2 separate regions of the Homo sapiens genome follow, and region 1 is linked to region 2. Evidence: read pairs that join two places in POLR2A ChIA-PET (ENCODE). Cell type or tissue: PC-3. All regions are shown on one strand. Links, peaks and the distances in the headings refer to the core of each region. The heading gives the core; the rest is flanking DNA. Region 1 overlaps SH3RF1 (SH3 domain containing ring finger 1). Region 2 overlaps SH3RF1 (SH3 domain containing ring finger 1).

Region 1 (4,397 bases), core at 66-4,065, 69 kb after region 2:
TTAAAGAAAAGCCTTGCATATTCATCAATCAAAACTATATTTTATTCAGATCACCTTTGATCATACATGTGTTTGTGCCAACTAAGTGTATTTTTCAGTTGAAGCCTATAAAAGATAGGTGGTGTGCCTACAAGAGCGAGGACTCTGGTATGTTCCGCAGCGACTCAAGAACCACGTGAGATGTGCTAGGTAAAGGCAATTCACTCTTGTTTCAGGTTGCACTTAAGAGGGCCTGCGTTTTCACATTTTATAGCATGTTGAGTTTTCCAGCTTATGAATTCTATCACAGCTTACTTTTTCAAACAGTGATATCAATGCAAAACAAGTTCTTTGAGAACAGAATGAATTCATTCATGGCTAACCCAGATGCAACAAACAGGACACAGAGTTGCTAAAATATTACTTCTCTCTTTCAAGATTATAAAATATCTTGTCACATATTTTTCCCCAAGGTAATGTGTCAAAAATTTACTTTCTGGAGTCAGATATACAATATTCCATAGGATCAGCTTTTAAAATGTTTTCATGACCATTGAAAAGGGCTATGAAAATTGCTACTATTCTCATTCTAAAGCTACTGATAGATAAGATAGTTGTAATCTAATTACTCCCTACCATCTGGCACCTGGGTGCCAATAATTAGCAACTCTGCCTGATTGCCAGATAATAGTCAACTGACCAGGAAAGTTGGTTTTAAGTATCAAACTGTGAATCAATTTTTGCCTCAATCTATCTTTAACCAACCTATTCTATTTTTTTGGCTTAATATCCCAGTATGTCTAGTAATGCTGCCAAGAAACGATGACCTTCAGTTCAGGGACAGAGAATAAATACGTGCTGATGGACTGACGTATTCATAAGCAAAACACAGGCTCTTTTTTCATACATTCTAAATTTCAACATATATCACTGAACATAAGGCATGTTAAATAAATCCTAAACTGGCAACAACCCACAGTAACAGGCAGGATGGGTGGATTATAGCAAAGGGGAAGTTAAACAAAAATATGACTCTAGCTAGTTGTTAATGATAAACACCCTCTGCCCAAATACTGACCTGATACCATGAAACTGGATGGAGAAAAAAGCCCTAGGGGTGGGAGGTGGGGGTGACTGAGAAATTTACATATCAGGTTAATGTGAAAAATAAACTTGCCTCTCAAGGAAAAGTTTGGATCGCAAAGAAGAAACTTAAATAAACCTAGTAACACATGAGAATTTACATAATAAATATTCACATAGAATTCCCACTTCTTACACACAAAGCTCTTCATTCATAGCATACCTAGAAACCACAGCGTGGCACATTTCTAAAGTTACCAAACCTTCCTAGCATGTTGCTTCTCAAAATCTGCCATTCTTCTTAATCCATAAGGAAATGTTAGGTAGACCTAGTGTTACTTATTTGTAAGTATCAGATAGCTTAGTCTCCTGAGAGAAGTAATAACTCAAGGTATTTCCATGTATATAGTTAAATTGTTGATACATTAACAATCACAGAGAATCCAGCCTTGCAGCTTTCTGAGCTAGAGAGCCCATGGGCTTTTGTCATGTTTCATATCACAGCTGGCTGGCTTATGATTTGAGACTTGGAAAGGATCCCTTGGGACTAATTTATTCTAACTGCCCTTTTCTTCCCTCTTTCCGCTCCATTCTCAATAATTTTAATTTAATTTTGAATGTGCATGTTGCCTCTCATAGGATTCAAAATGTAGAGGTGCTATTGCTAACCACATTACCTGTGCTTCCTACCATCCACAGGATTACCCACCTCTGGAATTACTTAGTATACAGATGATCTGCATCAAAAGAAGCCATTATACATGTAACATTTTGCATTCTAAAAGATTTGCAAGCAGAGAAATTATAAGGTGTTTGGTAAAGATCAACATGACAGTTGGACAGCCAATTCCTATTAGATCAATTTCATTTTCCTCTATGTCAGAATGATGTGCCTGGGGGATAGGAGATAACATATCACATATTTTAACTTTTATAAGGCTTTTGACTCAACTCAGCAGAACATTCTTTCTAATAAACTAGGAAAACATGATTTCTAGACCACCATGGTGGGTGCAACCAAAATGTTTCAAGGGCCATTCTCAAGAGAATTGTTATTCAATATCCAATTACAGTCAAGTTTCATAAGGGTTTACCTAGCCTTTGAGTACTACTGTCATTGCTGACTTAAATAGTGGGAAGATGAATGTGAATAAGCTTACCAAAATATACATGTGGTTAGACACTCCAACTTACAAGGATGTGAATGTGTTCCGATGGACCTTGGAATTCTGGAATGTGAGTAGTCATCTATCAGTTCCATCAAGAAGTATTTACTGAACTGACCACCTACTACTTTTTCCACAGTCATGAGCAGAAAAGAGGTATAAAATTCAAAAGAGCTCCTGATCTCAAGTTCCTTATAACTTGGTACAGGAGACAACACTAAAGCACAATTAATTAGAGAACAATACCAAATGGGGCCAGAGAATATTCAAAATAAATGTAATAAACAAGGTATATATGTGTTTAAGATCAGGTATCCATATGATCACAAATATGTATTAAAGCAATTGCATTTTGGATTGGCATTTTTCAATTCCTGTTGATAGTGGCCAATTGCTGACACTATCGTAAAGATTACAGAAACAAGTTTAATCCGGAGGGTAGTAAAAACTAACCACTCGAGAGATGGGGGAAACTGAATTTATCTAAGGAAAAGAGAAAATCTGAGATCTAGGCAAAGCATGAACCAGCAACGTAGTGAGTTATTTTTAAAGGTACATAACATGAGGATGTAAAAACAAGGAGCAGGAGGGTCCCATGACAGCCCTTCCACAACTTGAAGCCCCATTCAGAACTTTATCACCACACTAAGAGCTCTTCTGGACCTGAACCCAAGCACAGCAAGCAGGGGTTGGATAGCGTCCAAAGGAGAGTGACTAAAATGATTAAAATGTTAGGAAATGGGTCCTATGAGGACATGTAAACGAAACTCAGTTATTCAGTCCAGATAAAAAGAGAGGAGGTCAGGGCTGCACCACAGCCTGCAAGGTCAGGAAGAAGAGGTACAGGGGAGCACCTCTTTTCCATTAAGGATGGGATGAAAGGAATGAGAGTACATTGCAAGGACAGGAATTTATGTTTAACAGAAAAAAGAACCTCCTCTGGCTAGGAAGATGGTAAGGCACTGGAATAAGTTTGTATCAACAAGCTTTTGAAATGTCCTTTAGAAGAGACTTTCTAAAAACCCAGTAGATGACCATTTTCAAAAAATGTTCACCCAGTGTCGTTTCTTACCCAAAACAGTACATGAATATTTTAGCTACAAAATCAGTACGTGAATATTTTAACTATAAATAGAAACTCCATTAAAAAATATATAAATTTATTGAAATTTGAAGCATAGCAAGGCTCTTCACTGTTGCAGCATTTGCAAAATGCATCAGTAAAGTACATAAATGCATTTGTTTATATCTGTTTATATATGTCACAATTTTTTTAAAAGGGAAATCAGCTGCTCTAGATATGAGCTATTAAAAAATAACCAAAACATGGAAAAACTGACCAGTAATAACTACTTAAGCCACATAATCTTAATGGTATGGAAGTGAGGGGAAGGGTGGGCAAGGTTGGGGAAGGGTAAGCAAAAATCAGTCACAAAGGAATAAAACACTACACACATGTGCATATGCATGGATACATACACACATACATACACACATACACACACACACACACACACACACACACACACACACACACAGAGTCCAGATAGATCAACTGACCCACCCATCCATCCATCTATCCAACAGTGCATTAAAACATCCATGTTTTAACAATGGGCATAATAATCTTTCCTAACATTACTTTTTTTTTTTCTTTTTGAGTCAAGAGTCTCGTTCTGTTGCCCAGGCTAGAGTGCAGTGGCGTGATCATGGCTCACTGCAGCCTCGACCTCCTGGATTCAAGCGTTCCTCCCCCCTCAGCTTCTGAAGTTGCTGAGAGAGCAGGCACGAGCCACCATGCCAAGCTAATTTTTTTGTTTTTGGTAAAGATGAGGTTTTGCTATGTTGCCCAGGCTGGTCTCAAATTCCTGGGCTCAAGCAATCCTTCCGCCTGAGCCATCCAAAGTTCTGAGACTATAGGCGTGAGCCACCATGCCTGGGCTCCTTAAATTTTAAAAATTAGGACTGCACTACAAAGCACATCTAGTTTCCCTTACGGAAAGTCTTAGGAGTCTAAGTCTTTAGTAATATGCTAAAGAAATAACTAAATTGAATTTTTTTAAAATTACTTGAGCTATTATTTTCCCCAATCACAGGGAAGGAGGCAGAGAAGGAAGAAAGGGAGGGAGGCAGGGAGGGAGAGAGAAAGGGAGAAGGGAGGAAGAAAGG
Region 2 (4,397 bases), core at 332-4,331:
AAAACTACTGAAGTTGAAGACTTCCCAAAACTACTAAAGGAAGACTGAAGTGGAAGGACTGCTTGAGGCTAGGGGTTTGAGACCCGGCTGAGCAACATAGCAGGGCAGGGAGTTGGGGCGGGGTGCGGGCATGGTGGTTCATGCCTGTAATCCCAGCAGTTTGGGAGTCTAAGGTGGGAGGATCACCTGAGGTCAGGAGTTCGAGACCAGCCTCGCCAACATGGCGAAACTCCATCTCTACTACAAAAATTAGCCAGGCATGGTGGAAGGCACCTGTAATCTCAACTACTAGGGAGGCTGAGGCTGGGAGATTGCTTGAACCCAGGAGGCAGAGGTTGCAAAGAGCCGAGATTGCATCACTGCCCTCTAGCCTGGGCAACAGAGCAAGACTTCGTCTCAGACAAAGTCTCGCTCTTGTCCCCAGGCTGGAGTTCAATGGCGTGATCCTGGCTCACTGCAACCTCCGCCTCCCGGGTTCAAGTGATTCTCCTGGCTCAGCCTCCCGAGTAGCTGGGATTACAAGCACTTGCCACCATGCCCAGCTAATTTTTGTATTTTTAGTAGAGACAGGGTTTCACCATGTTGGCCAGGCTGGTCTCGAACTCCTAACCTCAGGTGATCCACCTGCCTCAGCTTCCCAAAGTGCTGGGATTACAGACGTGAGCCACCATGCCCAGCCAAAACAATTTTTTTTTAATTAGCTGGGTGTGGTGGTGTACAACTGTAGTCTCAGCTACTTGAGGGACTGTGGTGGGAGGACTGCTTGAGCCTAGGAGTTCCATGCTACAGTGAGCTATGGCTGTGCCACCGCACTGCAGCCTGAGCAACAGAGTGAGATGCTGTCTCTTTAAAAAAAAAAAAACAAAACAAAACAGAACAAAAAAAACTGGAAAAAAAAAGTCAACAAGAAGCAAATGTGTTAGGACACGACTGCTTGTTGGAAGCCTTTGCTAAAATACTAGAAATGTAGGAAAGAGACTTTTTATTTCTATAAAATCATGAAGTTTATGAGACTACAAAGATAAAGCTGACAGACTGTCTCCATGAGCAGGGCTAACAGGAAGTTTTGTTTGTTTTTTAAAGCAGTAATAGCTTATGTCATTCTTTTGCCTAAATCTGTTACCTGGGATGTAGCAGTAAGGAGGCTGGAAGGTGTTCACAAACAATCTTTGAGGACTAATGCAAATTCACTCACATGAATGCATGGACTGCTCTGAAGGTACCAGACCTCAGGGCACTCCCACCGGCAGGCTTACTGTGAACCGACATCCCCTACTTCTGAAATCCATTTGGTACGGCAGGAGATCTCTTGCGGGATGTCTGCATTTTCAGAAGAAATTATCTACTGACTGCTTTGGCCAATGTGCTTTTTCACCTCTAAATTTTAAGGTGTTTTTAGCTTTATCAGCAATACCAGAGCACATCACACGTGCACACATCCAAATAGATCTCAGCTTCCACACTTGAAGATTCTAGAAAGCCAGATGGCAGGGCCATGAAGCACATGTAACCAACATGGGCTGTGAAGTCAGTCAGACCCGGGCTTGCATCCAGGTGGCTTCACTTCATTGCAAGCTCCTTCACTTCCCTGAGTCTCACAGGAGGATAGCTATTCCTTTCCTTTTGAGCCAAATTTAACAATGTAATAGTATTCTGAAGAGAGCTAAACCTAAGGACCTTTAAATTCAATCCACGGAGACCACTAATTAACTATGAGCCACTAAAAAGGAGATGCCAATCACAGGATGAGGAAGGCTGGTAGAGAAAAGATTCCTGACTTCCTAATTATCTGAGGTAAGAAAGTTTTGTTTTGGGGTATTTATTTATTTATTTTTTGCACACTGGCTAAGAATAGAATATGCCAAAACAAAGTCTGCACTCTAGGGTGTACAATCTAAATCATATCTTGATTAGCATCACCTAAACCTAAACTGGACTAAGCAGTAGAAAACAGACAGCAGTGGGCAAGATTACACTTGCAAGGGATTGTCTGTGAGATAAACGGTTTTATTTCCTGATTCCAACTCTAGGTCCCTCACCTTAGTTTTCAAATAGTGAAGTTACAGGACCACGAGGATAAAAGCCTCCTCATTCCAGACGTCCTGCAAGTGTGATCAGGGGTTATCTGCTTCCTAGAATGGAGTTTCCAGTGGAAAAGGACAAGGTTTAATAGGAGTGTCAAGATTTCCTTCCCTATATATTAAGATAGTTACCTAAAAACTGTTGTTCTTTCATTTTGTTCAATCATCCCACAAATATTTATTAGGTCCCTACCACATGCCAAGCACTGTGCTAAACATTGAGGATAAAATGAATGAACAAGGCAGATACGGCCTCTGCAATCTGGGATCCCACACCTGAATGCAGGGAGAACAGCCAAGAGAGAAACAGCGGTGGGAGGCAGTGATAGCCTGCCGCTACAAGCCTCACACAATTGATGAATACTAGACATAGCAAGGAAAAGGGAAGAATTCTAAAATTTTGCAAGTGAGCTGCAGTCTGAGCTGATCTCTTTAGCTGCCCAGAAAAAACAAAACAAACAAACAAACAAAAAACCCACAAAACATTACTCACAGGGAGCATTATTCTTTTCTTTTAAGGAAGTATTTTAGTTGTTGAAAAGGGATAACTAACTGCTACACCCACAAAGCTGGCATGGATAGGAAAGTGAGATAAAGAAAGGTGAAGGCCTAGGGTACCGAGAAAGTGGGTGTAGTTTCAGGTTGGGAGTGGAGGGAGATAAGCTGACTACAGTCACAGCCACAAGCCTGAGGAGGTTTTCAGACCCATAGGAACTTGAACTATGTTCTAATTCCACCTCCTTTACTCCCCAGTCTTCAGAAGAGTCTGTGCTAATAACAGCTTTGGGTAAATAAAGCTTTGAGAAATGAAGGAGAGGGAAATTTTCTCTGCTTGAGGCAATGAGATCCGAGAGGGGGCAGCAATCATGGGTGGAGAGAACTACACAGCGTAATCAAGAATCAAATGGGGAGGCAGGATTCCAAGACTAGAGACCAGAAAAGTGCCTGTCATAAGCTTATTCGCACATACCTTCACCCATACACTCTCCACCGCCTGCTTCCTCCCCAGGAATCCTCAGAAACACTTAGGACAGTAGACCTCCCAAAATACATGTGATGGGGACTGGAGTCATTTTATTTGACTAGTAAGGAAAGAGTGTCACCTAGATGAAAGATTTAAAGATCTGCAGGTTATATAGAAAAATTAGTGCAAGTAAAGGAATGATAACTTCTCCAGCAAGAGCGATGACTGCCCTATTTTCTAAATAGAGAGTATGGTAGCTTTAAGGAGAGTGGTAGCTGGAAAATGCCTGGACTTATTGTTAACAAATTTTGGGGGCAATGAAATAATCTGTATAACAAACCCCATGACACATGTTTACCTATGTAACCCGCACATACTGCACATGTACCCATGAACTTAAAAGTTAAAAAAAAAACGAATTTATTTGGGCAGTATAGGTATCCCACTTTATAAAACTGGTATTATTTCTCAGAGACTAACTATAAAACACTTATTTCTATCAAATCCCCTATTTTCTTTCTGATTCCATTATAAAACATCCTGTTCCTTCAGGTGCAAAAAATAGAATTACACTATTATAAAAGGACCCTTTAAGTTGACTTATGTTGTTTTAGAAAATACCAATGTTAGCAATAAAATTTCTACAGATACAAACATTTTGACTATTAAAAGTCAAGAAAATAAACTGAACTTAAAGGAGAGATTCCCATCATATCAATAAGGAATCTCTCCTTTAAGTTCAGTTTATAGCACCATCCCCATTACAAGTCATATTAAGATCCGGGCGTGGTGGCTCATGCCTGTAATCCCAGCACTTTGGGAGGCTGAGGCAGGCGGATCACGAGGTCAGGAGATCGAGACCATCCTGGCTAACACGGTGAAACCCCATCTCTACTAAAAATACAAAAAAAAAAAAAATTAGCGGGGCGTGGTGGCGGGTGACTGTGGTCCCAGCTACTTGGGAGGCTGAGGCAGGAGAATGGTGCGAAGCCAGGAGGCGGGGCTTGCAGTGAGCGAAGATGGCACCACTGCACTCCAGCCTGGGGACAGAGCGAGGCTCCATCGCAAAAAAAAAAAAATGAAAAAGAAAAAAAGAAAAGATTCTCTTTAAAACCTCAAGGCTTCTATTTTACACAAAAATACTCTTTTTGCTAACTCTTAAATTATTAGAGCAACCTGCAACTCTTTTCCTAGTTTCTGGTTAAAAGATTTAAATTAGCTTGCTTATATAGTGTACACACGTATATATGTATGTATGTGCTGACTGATTGAAACAGGGTCTCACCGTGTCACCCAGGCTAGAGCGCAGTGGTGTAATCTTGGCTCATTGCAGCCTCCCAGGCTCAAGTGAT

What was found. Peaks named below come from ENCODE experiments on the same cell type or tissue, not always from the same donor. Only the 100,000 strongest peaks of a DNase experiment are listed, where the experiment ranks them.
Region 1: POLR2A ChIA-PET joins it to region 2 with 9 read pairs; 3 of 35 experiments call an interaction of 5 or more read pairs at or near these places.

Annotation. Positions count from the first base shown.
Region 1 is chr4:169,251,898-169,256,294 of GRCh38, forward strand. All of the region lies in intron 2 of SH3RF1 (SH3 domain containing ring finger 1), which reads right to left. Among named protein-coding and RNA genes, the nearest start is that of SH3RF1, 17 kb to the right of the region's middle. RefSeq lists an enhancer at 1-472. In PC-3, for the core only: no CTCF peak of the experiment used is centred there; DNase peaks (open chromatin) are centred at 2,274 and 2,924; H3K4me3 peaks cover 1,696 bases; H3K27ac peaks cover 3,600 bases.
Region 2 is chr4:169,182,902-169,187,298 of GRCh38, forward strand. The region is part of intron 2 of SH3RF1 (SH3 domain containing ring finger 1); the gene reads right to left. Among named protein-coding and RNA genes, the nearest start is that of SH3RF1, 86 kb to the right of the region's middle. In PC-3, for the core only: no CTCF peak of the experiment used is centred there; no DNase peak of the experiment used is centred there.